Regions from separate parts of the Homo sapiens genome. Here region 1 is linked to region 2. The links are chromatin contacts, found by Hi-C or POLR2A ChIA-PET in ENCODE. All regions are on one chromosome and are shown on one strand. Each heading gives the region's core, a stretch centred on a gene start or an enhancer-like site at or near the end of the contact. The rest is flanking DNA. Distances are from core to core; before and after follow the strand shown.

Evidence for each region. Hi-C counts contacts between places; a loop is a spot of excess contacts on that map. ChIA-PET counts read pairs that join two places held with the same protein, here RNA polymerase II (POLR2A). Pooled maps may share reads with other maps.
Region 1: a pooled map shows a loop between it and region 2 (14-fold over the local background). The contact joins the promoter of SPATA2L here to the promoter of CDH15 in region 2. A Hi-C loop is called at or near these places in 1 of 37 single-sample maps with no recorded cell type and 6 of 50 pooled maps. POLR2A ChIA-PET finds 5 or more read pairs at or near these places in 1 of 52 experiments (WTC11).

Annotation. Positions count from the first base shown.
Region 1 is chr16:89,699,900-89,705,745 of GRCh38, reverse strand. SPATA2L (spermatogenesis associated 2 like) reads left to right here and starts at 4,041. Exons shown (of 3, transcript NM_152339.4): 1 at 4,041-4,118; 2 at 4,513-4,816. The coding sequence starts at 4,514. RefSeq lists silencers at 3,446-4,165, 4,336-4,435 and an enhancer at 5,438-5,846.
Region 2 is chr16:89,169,738-89,175,975 of GRCh38, reverse strand. It overlaps CDH15 (cadherin 15), which reads right to left and starts at 4,228. Exons shown (of 14, transcript NM_004933.3): 1 at 4,103-4,228. The coding sequence starts at 4,144. RefSeq lists an enhancer at 512-1,011 and a silencer at 4,153-4,792.

The DNA.
Region 1 (5,846 bases), core at 2,792-5,291, 530 kb before region 2:
GGCTGGGCGCAGTGGCTCATGCCTGTAACCCCAGCGGTTTGGGAAGCCGAGGCGGACGGCTCTTTTGAGGTCAGGAGTTCGAGACCAGCCCGGCCAACATGGCGAAACCCCGTCTCTACTAAAAATACATAAATTAGCTGAGCGTGGTGGCGGTAGTCCCAGTTACTCAGGAGGCTGAGGCCGGAGAATTGTTTGAACCTGAGAGGCAGAGGCTGCAGTGAGCCGAGATCACGCCATTGTACTCCAGCCTGAGCACAGAGCGAGACTCCATCTAAAAAAAAATAAAAATAAAACTATTCTGCATAAGCAGTGTCCAAATCATAACAAAAATCAAATGAAAAGTAAACAAGATGTAACCTTATATCCATTGGACCGGAGAAGATGAGGAAGCTGGACGATGCTGAGTACAGGAGGGGGAGGGAGCTCACGCACACTGTGGGGTGGACACGGCAGTGGCCCCAGGGGACCAGGTGCAGTCCTGGAGTCCAGGTAAGTGTGGACGGAACCTCCGACCTGGCAAGGCTGCTGCCGGTTTTAGAGGATGTATATGCAGTGGAGGCAATGGAGTGTCTGTCCCGGGAGGGCAGGGAAGGACGGAGAATCCACACGGCAGCTCATGGAGTGTCCATCCCCGGGCAGGAAGGGAGGGAGCCGTGAATGTGTACAGCCCACGTAGCCACCGCTGCCTAACAAACTACCCCAACTCAGGGGCTTAAATACTCAAGACGCCAGGCATGGTGGTTCACACCTGGAATCCCAGCACTTCGGAAGGCTGAGGCGGGGGGATCACTTGAGCCCAGGAGTTTGAGACCAGCCTGGGCAACATAGTAAGGCCCCCCTCTCTACTAAAAAGTTAAAAATTAGGCTGGGCACCGTGGCTCACGCCTGCAATCCCAGCACTGTGGGAGGCCGAGGTAGGTGGATCACCTGAGGTCAGGAGTTTGAGACCAGCCTGGCCAACATAGTGAAGCCCTGTCTCTGCTGAAAATACAAAAAGTACAAAAATCAGCCAGATGGCTCCTCAGCATCATGGGAGGCTGTTTCTAGGTGGTAACCCAATGACCAGGGGTTGGATTCATCCGAAGAGCTGTCTGCTGTCTATGGTTGGTGCCAGCTGTCGGCTGGGACCTCATTCAGGGCTGTCGGAACGACGACGTGAGGACTGGATGTGTTGCCAGGGGCTGCCAAAACGACCACAAAATGGGTGGCTTACAGCAACAGAAATGTTCTCTCTCACCATCTTGCAGGCCTGAAGTCAAAATCAAGCTGTCAGCAGGGCTGACTCCCTCTGGAGGCTTTAGGGTAGAATTCTGTTTGCCTCCAGTTTCTGGTGGCTCTAACACAGCTGTGTTACCTTCGCTCACGGCACCCTCGTTCCACTCTGCCTCCGTCTTTAAGCGGTCTTCTCTCCTGTGCGTTCATATCTAAGTTTCTCTCTCCTCATAAGGACAGCAGTCATACTGGATTGAGGGCCCATGCCAACCCAGAACAACCTCATCCTTTTTTTTTTTTTTTTTTTGAGATAGAGTCTTGCTCTGTGGCCCAGGCTGGAGTGCAGTGGCGCGATCCCGGCTCACTGCAAGCTCCGCCTCCTGGGTTGACGCCATTCTCCTGCCTCAGTCTCCCGAGTAGCTGGGACTACAGATGCCCGCCACCACGCCCAGCTAATTTTTTGTATTTTTTAGTAGAGATGGGGTTTCAGTGTGTTAGCCAGGATGGTCTCGATCTCCTGAGTTCGTGATCCACCTGCCTCGGTCTTCCAGAGTGCTGGGATTACAGGCGTGAGCCACTGCGCTCGGCCCAGAACAAACTCATCTTGATTTTTGTCTGGAAAAACTATTTCCAAAAAAGTCCCAAGAATAGGCTGCAGGTGAATGTGAGTCGCAGGTCGAAGTTGCAGGCCAAAAGCTCTGCACACGGCCGTGGCCTTCTCACTCTAGTGGCTGGGTTCTGAGGGTGTGTTAGTCCGTCCCCATGCTGCTGTAAATAGCTGCCTGAGGCTGGATAATTTATAAAGAAAAGACGTTTAATTGACTCACAGTTCCGCATGGCTGGGGAAGGCCTCAGCAAACTCACAATCATGGCAGAAGGCGTCTCCTCACAGGGCGACAGGAGCGAGAATGAGCACTGAACAAAGGGGAGAACCCCTTATAAAACCATCGGATCTCGTGGAATTCACTATCACGAGAACAGCATGGAGGAAGCTGCCCCCAAGATTTAATTATCTCCACCTGGTCCTGCTCCAGACCTGTGGGATTACAATTCAAGATGAGATTTTGGGTGTGGATACAGAACCAAACCATGTCAGAGGCCAAGGATCTCAAGACAAGGCCAGGGTATGGCATGTTTATGATTTAGCCTTGGAATTCATTCCACATCAGTTCTATTCCATGGGTTGAGGCAGGTGCAAAAACCCACCCAGGCCTATGGGAGGAGAGCTAGGCCCACTGCTGGATGGATGGACTGGTGTTGCCAAATTCAGTGAGGACAAAGGCAGAACAGTTACCTCCACCCTCCTCCGCATCAGAAGAAGAATAAAGATGAGACTTACGAAGTTAGCTGTCCTGAGGACTGGTGTGGACCCATGGTGGCACTGGGCACCAAGAGTGAGTTCAGTAAACAGTAAGTAAAAGAGCTCCCTGTCCAGAGGTGGCCACCTAGATAACTCAGGGAGATCCACCGACTGCATCACGATTTTTTTTTCCAGACATTCTCGCTCTGTCACCCAGGCTGGAGTGCAGTGGCACGATCTTAGCTCACTGCAACCGCAACCTCTGCCTCCCAGGTTCAAGTAATTCTCCTGCCTCAGCCTCCCAAGTAGCTGGGCTTACAGACATGTGCCACCACGCCCGGCTAACTTTCGTATTTTTAATAGAGACGGGGTTTCACCATGTTGGCCAGGCTGGTCTTGAACTCCTGACTTCAGGTGATCCGCCCGCCTCGGCCTCTCAAAGTGCTGGGATTACAGGCGTGAGCCACCGCACCCGGTCATGATCACTATTTCTAAGATGCCAGCAGGGAACTTCCAGGTAAAAAATCTAAGAAAAAGGGGGGACCTCGCCGCCCAGGCCCAGGGAAAGTTTCAACAAACTTGGGCCTTGGTTTTGGTGGCCTGGAGAGATGAGGGACACAGACGTGAAGTAGCAAAGCCTGCCCAAAGCGGGGGTGTGGGGTAGGGGTGGGTTTCGGCTGGGACCTCCAAGGGTCTCCCTCATCCTCCTCTACTTCTGGGCAATGCGAGAAAGTGGCTGTAGCACAGAACAGAGGAACCCGAGCGAAGAAAACGTCCCCGGGAAGTCGTGGCCCAGATTTAGCCTGGGTGGATCCGCAGCCCAGGTCAGCTTTTAGCCTAGAGAGGGGGGCGGCTTCGCCCTGCCTCAGAGACCCGCCCAGACGATGCTCTCAAGGGCTGCAGATGGCAAGTGCAGGAGGCCGGGAAGCGGAGCCAGCATAAACAGAATCTGAGGTCCCCGCATCCACCTGAGGCTGCTGTTTCAGACGAGGCTGAAAGGCTTGTCCTTCCGCCCACCTTCCGTGCCGCGGGCCCCTCCCTCAAGGGGATGGCCCCGCCCCACAGGGGAGGCCCGCCCCCGGATCCGGCCAATCCCCGCCAGGTAATGCAGGTGGCCCCGCCCCGCAGGAAAGGCTCTTCCCAGGATCCAGCCAATCCCCGCCAGGTAATGCCGGTGGCCCCACCCCCCAGGGGACGAGCCCGCGCACCTGCTTCCCCGCGGCCGGGTCGCCTGGGGCTGGGTCCCTGTCTCGTGGGGAGGAGCGGCCCAGGCACAACGTTCCCTGAGCGCCTGCCATGAGCCCGCAGCCCTCGGCCCAGCGGCGTCGTGAACGATACCGGTCCCGCGAGGAGACGGGCGACGCGGTGACAGGAGGCTCTCGGGGTGCCTCGCGCAGGGGCTCGGCCGGGCTGACACCTCCTCCTCCCCTTTCACCAGGCCCCGCCCCTCCTAAATTATTCGGAGGCGGGGCCTGCGCCAAGCCCCGCCCCGCCCCCAGCGTCACGGCCGCGGACCCCGGGCGGAGCCGACTCCCGGCGGAAGCGCGCGGCGCGCGGGGAGGCCCGAACTGATCCGCGGCGGCCGGAGACCGCTGGGGACAGACAGGTAGCGCCGTCACCCGCGGGATCCGCAGCTCCATCTGCCGGGCGAAGGGGCTCTGGTCGGGAGAGGGCTCAGCGGGCGGAAGCGCGTCTCTAGAGAAGGGTGCGGTCGATAACCGGGGGCGCCCCTGGAAGGCCGAGGTACCCAGGCTGGAGGGAGGGGCTGGAGGTGCGGGGGCGCTCAACTGGAGGGGCCTGGATCGCTGGGTGGGCGGGCAGCTGATGGGGCCGAGGTCTCCAGCGTAGGGGGTGCCGAAGATACCGGGGGCGCCCAGCCGCTGGGGGCGGGGTCTCCAGGCTCGAGGGGTCCTGGGGACGCTGGGTGAGGGTTCGGGGAGAGCGCGGCGGGCTGGGCGCGGCCTTAGGTCCCTGACCCCCCCGACCCCCGTCCGCCGCAGGATGGGCAGCAGCTCGCTGTCCGAGGACTACCGCCAGTGCCTGGAGCGCGAGCTGCGACGGGGCCGCGCGGGCGTGTGCGGGGACCCCTCGCTGCGCGCGGTGCTCTGGCAGATCCTGGTGGAGGACTTCGACCTGCACGGGGCGCTGCAGGACGACGCGCTGGCTCTGCTCACCGACGGGCTGTGGGGCCGCGCCGACCTGGCGCCCGCGCTACGCGGCCTGGCTCGCGCCTTCGAGCTTCTGGAGCTCGCCGCGGTGCACCTGTACCTGCTGCCCTGGAGGAAGGAGTTCACCACCATCAAGGTAGGCGCCAGGCCAGGAGGAGCGCGCCCCTCGTCCTGGCCTGCGGGTCGCGGGGCCGCCGACCATGGGGGACCACGCCTTTCGAGAGAGAGGGGCTTCAAGTGTCCTCAGTGCCTGGTGGGCTCCTCAAGGCTCCGAGCGCTGAGGGGTCGTGGGCGTGTGGGGGCACCCACTCCTAGGGCTGAGAACATGGGGTGGGCGAGGGCAGGCTTGGGTGCTGCCTACGGGGTCCTGCCCTGAGAGCTTGCGTCAGTGTCTTCCCTAAGAGGCCTCGCGGCCCCAGTTGCCATGGAAATCTTAGGACGGGGGCACAGAAGGGACTTGAGTTCCCATGGTCATCCTAATTCCTCCAGGTTATGGGCCAATCCCATTTGCAGAGGAGGCCGCCGAGGCTGGGAGGACTGCAGATGGGTGCATCCCTGTGAAGTCTCAGGGCTGGGCTCAGACCTAGTGAACTCCACGGCCTGGGGCGGGAGGCTGTGCCCAGGGCTGGCCTGGCCTCTCCAGGTGAGCTCCTGGCGGCAGGAGGGGGCAGGGCCGCCGGGAGCTCTGAGCTAATTCGGAAGAGTAGGAAGCCGATGACGTCACTGGGCACGTGGGCGAGCTACGCCTCCGCCGGTTGCCATGGCAGCGGCAGTCTCTCCGCGGCTCCCCGGGGACACCTGCTGGTCGGAGGCGCCAGGACTTTCATTCATGAGAGAGGACGGACAGGCCCGCCCTTGAGGCCTCCCAGGGGGCGGGGCGGGGGAATAACCGGCTTCAGTGCCGGACAGCCCTGGTTTGGACTTAGTTCTGCTGCTTCCTGGCCGCGAGGACTTGGCCAAATTAGCTAATCTCTGTCAGCCCCTTTCCTCCTGAGACAGCGACACGGGAACAGTCCAGTTCATGGGGCCAGAGGAATGAATCAAAGCCCCGAGCTCAGTGCTGCAGGCACTGGGCGCTCCACACGTGGGCCGTGTCCAGGCATTAGATGCTAGGAGTCCCGGAGTTAGGGAATTTGAGAGTCAGGAGACGCTCGCAGTGATTGTCC
Region 2 (6,238 bases), core at 2,979-5,478:
GCCCAGCACACAGAGGTCCCCACAGGCAGCGGCAGCAGCCTCCAAACCATGGCCACCTTCCCTGGGGTTCTTGGTCCTCGGCCAGCAGGACCTGAGTCCCCTCCTCCATGGCCTCCTGGGAGTCCAGAGAGTAGCAAACGCTTTGGCAGGAAGCAGGGAGAGGATGGGGTGGGGGTTCCTCAGGCTCCCAGGCAGGGGACCCTGCCGGGGAAGCTCTCTGCCAGCTGACAGATGGCGGCCCTGGCCTCGGAGCCTGCCAGCACCCACAGAGCACAAGCCACTTCCAGGGCAGGGCAGCTCCTGCCAAGTGGAAACCTGCCTGCCCAGCATGGGGCCTTCATCAGCCTCGGTGGGCACAGGGTCTGTTTCCGGCCGTGGCTGGGCAGCTTTGCACCTCCCTCTCCCCCTCCCCTTTGGTCCTCCCAACCCCCCGGGAGCCTGTGGTGGTCCCTTCACCTCCCAGCTCTGGGCAGTGAGGTTCAGAGAGCCTGAGGCATTTGCTCAAAGCCACACAGACAGAGCCAGGAGTCACGTGGGGTCTGAGACCCAGATTAGGCTCTGAACCGCATGCTCTGAAGGAAATCCAGCCACAGAGCCACACCGGCCTTGGGCTAGGCATGGGCATGGGGCAGGGAGACCCCAGGCTCTAGGAACCCCACACGGCTGAGGTGGAGGGGCCACCCCCACCCGGGCAGACGTTTCCATCCCCTCCCTGCCCAGCTGCCACCAAACCTGGGCCAGCCCTGTTCACCCAACCTCCAGCTGCCTCCACCGGAGACCCTCCAGTCACGCTGGGCCGGGTGTGGTCAAGCCAGAGGCTGGGAGTCCTGGGCCCAGGCCTGTCCACAGCCTGAGTTCACCAGGTCACAGCAGCCACAGAGCCTTGGCAGGGCTCACTTGCCCAGATCACGGCCAATGTGGGTGTGGGTGAGCAGGCTGGCCACGGCCCACTTCCGGCTCTCGGGGGCGTTCTCAAAGCTGGCTCTTTGTCCTCCCACCCCATCCCCGTCCCAGAAGACGTGGCCAGTGGAGGGAGGGCCTGGGAGCCGTCCTGGGGAGATCGGGACATCCGGTGCCCAGGACAAAGCCACATCAACGCAGCCAGCCCACAGCCCTGCACCTGGGGTAGGGGACGCAAGCACCCTGGGAGGTGGATTTTGTGGACACTCGTCCACTCCTCTCTGTCCCCCACCCAAGCCAGGCAAGACCCATGGACATTAGTGACCTGCTTCCCCACAGGGGGTCCCCAATGACACCCCCAAGCTCATCCTCGACTGGACCCTTAGCCAAGAGCCTGGAGGGAACCACCTCGAAGCCCTTGAGACGTCTGGGGCCACCGCCCTGCAGCCAAGCTCCTGGGACTTAACGCCTCTCTTGAGGTCTGCTCCTAGCCTGACACTCAACCCCAAGGGGCTGCTGTGTAAGAAAGCTCTGCACACACTGGGCGCTTGCTGCAGTCTACAAACACCACTGCGAGGTGGGAATGGGGTTTACGAACACCACTGCGAGACGGGAACGAGGAGCGGTTCTGGGGCCGACCTTGCACTCCTGCTCCCCCGGTTTTCCAAGGAAGGGTGCTACGAGATTCTAGGAACACGCTTGGTGGCGTGTGGGTGGGTTTGCCTGGGAAGAGAGTGCGAAGGCCCCTCAAGCTTCTCAGGCTTCAACCCCTCCCCCAGGCTGGAATCTGGGGCCACCCCGTTCCTGGATGGCCAGGCATGCCAGGAATGGCCCCAGCTGTTGGCCTGGCCCAGAGCGGCTGGAGCATCTTCCCTGGGCCCCACCCTCTCTAGCTGCTGCGGGCTTCAGAGAAGGGATGTGGAAGAAGAGGCATGGAGGCAGCTGTCCCCTCCAAAGCACGGTGTCTGGGGCTGTCCTTCCACTGTGGGAAGAACAGTGGCCTGGGAGCCACTTCCCTTCTTGGCCTTGGTCACAGTCACCCGAGCTAAGAGCCCCTGCCTGGCCCCCAGGGTGCTGCTGACTGTCTCCCAGAGACCAAGGGGCTCCCAAAACCCAGATGCAGAAGTGGGGACCTTCCCAGCAGGCTGGGGTTCTCTGTGAGTCAAGTGTGCTGCCCCAGACCTCAGCCGCCTCCCAGCTGGGGTGGGGTCCCAGGTGTAGAACCAGCAACTAGGGATGGTGTAGGTGCAGCAGGGCTGAGAGGGGCCAGTTCTGAAGACACCCTCCGGGTGGGGCTGAGTGAGCTCAGCAATCAGAGGTGGCCCGAGCAGGGGAGCAACCCCTCACTTGTAGAAGGCCCTGATGGGCCCACGCTGCCTGCCTGGGGGCTCACCAGGAGGCGGCCCAGGACCCCAAGGCTGCCCAGGAGAGCTCACAGTCCTGAAAGCTGAGCTGCTGGGGGAGGGGCAGGCAGGGTCCTGACACTGACATATTTTGCCTCACAGTGGAGTGAATTTGAGCCTTGGCGATAGTCCCCTTGCCATCTGGCCCCCACCTCCACCACCTCCCCCAGCCTCCAGCTGTCGGGGGAGGGGGTTATTGTCCCCCAGCCCTGGGCGAGAAAAGAAGGGACAGTGAGAGGGAAGGCTTCTGAGGAGGGAGAGGTCCTGCCTGCCTCCCCACCTGCCACAGAGCCCCCTGGGGCCTTTTGAAAGGCAGACACTCCCAAATCCAAAGGAAGAGGTCTGGAGGAATGTTTTCACAGGCGCCAGCCTCCCCACCACCATGCCCTGGGTTGGGGTGCCAGGGAAGAAACCCTGTCCCCAGAGCAGGTGGGGAAGGGCCCTGGAGGCATGGAGCCCCCCAGCCTGCGCTCCCCGGCAGAGGGCTGAGGGGTGGAGGGCCGGGGGGTGAGCACGCATGCTGAGCCACTGTCTCCCCCCACCACTGTCTCCAGATGGGGGAGTCGGGGGTGGCAGGAGCCGTGGTGCCCTCAGGGGCAGCTGCTGGAGGGTCTGGCTGGCCAGGCGCCTGGTCAGCTGCCAGGGGCTGAAATTGGAGCCAGCTGGAGCTGGGAGGCCTGTGGGAATGAGGGGACTCAGGAAGCCCCTTCAGTGGGGGCTGGGAAAGGAGTGGCTTCCCTTACTCACTGTGTCCAGCACTCCCTGACCACCCCAGGACCACAAGAGCAATGAATACTGTGAGCACCGCTAAGCCCTTTATGTGCATTCTCTCTCGAATTGGCCAGAGAGAGGCTGCCCTCTTGTACCCAGTGACGTCCCAACCACAGCCGGCCATGCCCCAGCCCAGCCCAGTCCCTGGGGGCTGAAGCCACTGAGGCCACATCCTCCATGTCTAGGTCCCCCTAGGGTGTGAGGAGACGTGGCTCCAGCTAGGCAGTACCCATGTCGGGTGTGGGGGGCTGAGGCCTGGGCTTCCTTCCACTCTGGCTTGCTCCCACGTTGGAGAGACCACGGTGCCAGCAGTCCAGACAAGATTTTTAGGGGCAGAGTCCAGCAGCCTCTGGGGGCTGGGCCCCCAGGCCTGATCACCCCAGGCAGCTGCGGCAGGGTCCCAGGTGAAGCCCAGGAACAGAGCCCCCAGGGCTGCCACACGCCACTCTGCAAGGCCGTGTGTTGCGACCTGGCTCGGGCTGGGCCCTCCCAATCGAGAAGTAGCCGTGAGGGTGAGTTCCTGGGGGCAGGGCCTGCAGCCACCCCTGCTGGCCAGGAACTTGGGGTGGGGGGTTTGGACAAAACCCAAGACTAGCCAGGGGTCCTGTGCCCACCGCAGGGAGTCCCTATAGAAACCTGGCCCCCAGCCCCCCAGAGAGGGGCACTCCTGCCGCTCCCCCCTCTCTCTGCTCCACTCAAGACTGGCAACCCCCAGACCCCGGCAGCGGTTCCTCCAAAGAGAGGGCACGGCTACCTGGGTGGCCCCTGCCTGGGGTCCCTGACCCCAGCAGCACTCTGCAGTCCTGGGGGTGATTCCACCAGATGGAGTGTTTGGTTACACTCACTCCCCACAACCCCTGGGGTGCTGCCCCCAGCCCAGGGACCCACCCGGAGCCACTCCGCTCACAGGCCCCCAAAGGCGACCAGGGCCAGTGGTTCTGGGGGAGACCTGTGCGGCTGCAGTTGAAGACACTGTCCCGCAGCGTCGAGGGAGGCAGCGGGGACCCCCGCAGGTGCCGATGCCTTACCTGGGCCAACAGCCCGAGGACGAGGAGGAACGCGGCGTCCATCGGGGCCGAGGCGGGAGCCGGGCCGGAGTGCACCCGCGACCCGAAGAAGCGCGTCCAGGCTGAGTGACAGCGCAAGTGCGCGGGGCGGGCCAGGGCCAGAGACAGAGACAGCACGTGTGAGGGGGGCGGGGAGGGGGCGGGGCAAGGGCTGAGTGACAGCACGAAGGAGGCCTCTGACGGGCCGAGGGCCGGCCTGGGCAGGGCTAAGGCTGAGTGACAGCGTGTTGGCAGGCGGGTGGGGCGGAGCCTCTGGCGAGCTAGGGCGGGGCGCAGGCTGAGTGATAGCCCGTGTGCGAGTGGGGCAGGCGGGGCGGGGCCGGGGCCGAGGGCTGAGTGACAGCGCAGGTGCGCCGGCGGGGCGGTGACCGCACGAGGCTGGTGGGGCGGAGCCAGAGGAGGATGGGGCGGGCGGGGCGGGGCCGAGGGCTGAGTGACACCTTGTGAGAGTGCGGGGTGGGGCCGGGGTGGGGCCGGGGCGGGGCCGAGGGCTGAGTGATAGCTTTTGCGGGGTTCCGGCGGGCAGGGCCAGGGCTAGGTCGGAGATACCCCGGCTTGCTGCGTTGGGAGCAGAGCCAGAGGCCAGGCTGTGGGGAAGGCAGGGTGGGTGCGTCCGGGTCAGGGACCAGCTGGGATTCCTGGCTTCTTCATTTCCTGCTCCTTGGGCCCGGCTCGCCCCTGCTCCAGGGAATCTGCATTGTAGTCCCTGCCGGGGGACACCTCTTGAGCACTTCCTTGGGCCCCTCGCCTCTCTGGCTGCGTCTCCTGCGCCTCCCCGCATCCCACTGAACGCTAGGCCCGCCTTCCACGCACCTCCTCGCGACCTCATTTTGCCCAGCTCTTATTCAGTATGGAACTGCTCTGGTTCACACGCCTCTGATACCAGCGTGGCTCGTAGGACACCCCCAATTCCCCCAGTCCACGCACCTCCTCCAGCATCCCCTTGTTCCCCGAGGCCCCCTGCCTGGAGCACCTTCCTTCCTACAGAACTCCTTCTCATCATCCCTCAACACCCAAGGTCAACGCTGCCGCCTCCTGGAGCCTCCTTGCCACCTCGGCCAGAAGCCCTCCCTCCTGTTGACTGTGGCACCTGTTCTCCCCTTCGAGACCCCGCCCCCTGGGATGGTGTGGGTGTGGCTCAACACCTGCACAGGCCCAGCGCACGGTCAGGAAGGTCCTGGAGAGGGGGTGGAGGGGGCTGGAGGCAGGAGGATCCTTTCTTTTGAGCAGGCAGGGTGGGGAGTGGGGGTTGCCGACCAGCCCAGGGCCGGGCCGGGGAGCCCGTTCCTCTCTGTGATGGGAGCAGACCCGGTACCTCTGCTCTCCTGTCGACGGCGGGTGGCTGTGCAGGTGCAGGCAGCATCTGTGCACTTGGCCTGCTTGAAAGGAGGCCAGGCTGCCCGGGAGGCTCAGGCCAGGACTGTCCCTAGCGCTCACTGCTCCAAGATGAGAGAGGGCAGGGAGTCCATCTCCAGACTGGGAGGCCTCTGGGGCTGGGGTGTAGCCTGTTGGGGACCACCATCCTGCCTCTGTGGTCAGTGACCTCAAAATAGGGGTGGAGAAGCCCTCTGAGTGCTTTTGGTTTTCATCCTCACGGGACTAGTGCAGGGGTGAGGTAGAAGTGCTCGCCCTCCCCCCAGAAAGAGGTCTGGGGAGGCTGCGGTCTGCCAACCCCAGCTCCTCTCCGCTTCCACCCTGCACCCACCTCGCTTCAGCCACCTGCCTCCCACCCACCTCGGGGAGAAACGGAGGCCAAATCCCTCCTCCATGGGATGTGGGGGTCTCTAAGGGAAAGGCTAAGCTGGGCCAGGTCCTGGGTGAGCCCCAAATGCAGGGCGGGGCCAGGGAAGCAGCCGGCTTAACCACTGCGGGAGGGTGTGCTCCCTGGCTGGCGGGCTATCCCCCAGGGGCAGGTGCCCCCGCGAGGGACCCCGCTCCACATGCTCCCAGGGCAGCAGGAAGGTCAGGAGGCAGGAGCCTGGGTCCAGTCCCAGCTCGGAGCCTTGGGCTGGAGGTTCTCCCCCGTGCCTCAGTTTCTCCTTGTGTCAGAGGTAGGTGGCAGGGAAGGGCTGGGTACCCTGAGTCTGGAGGTCCTGT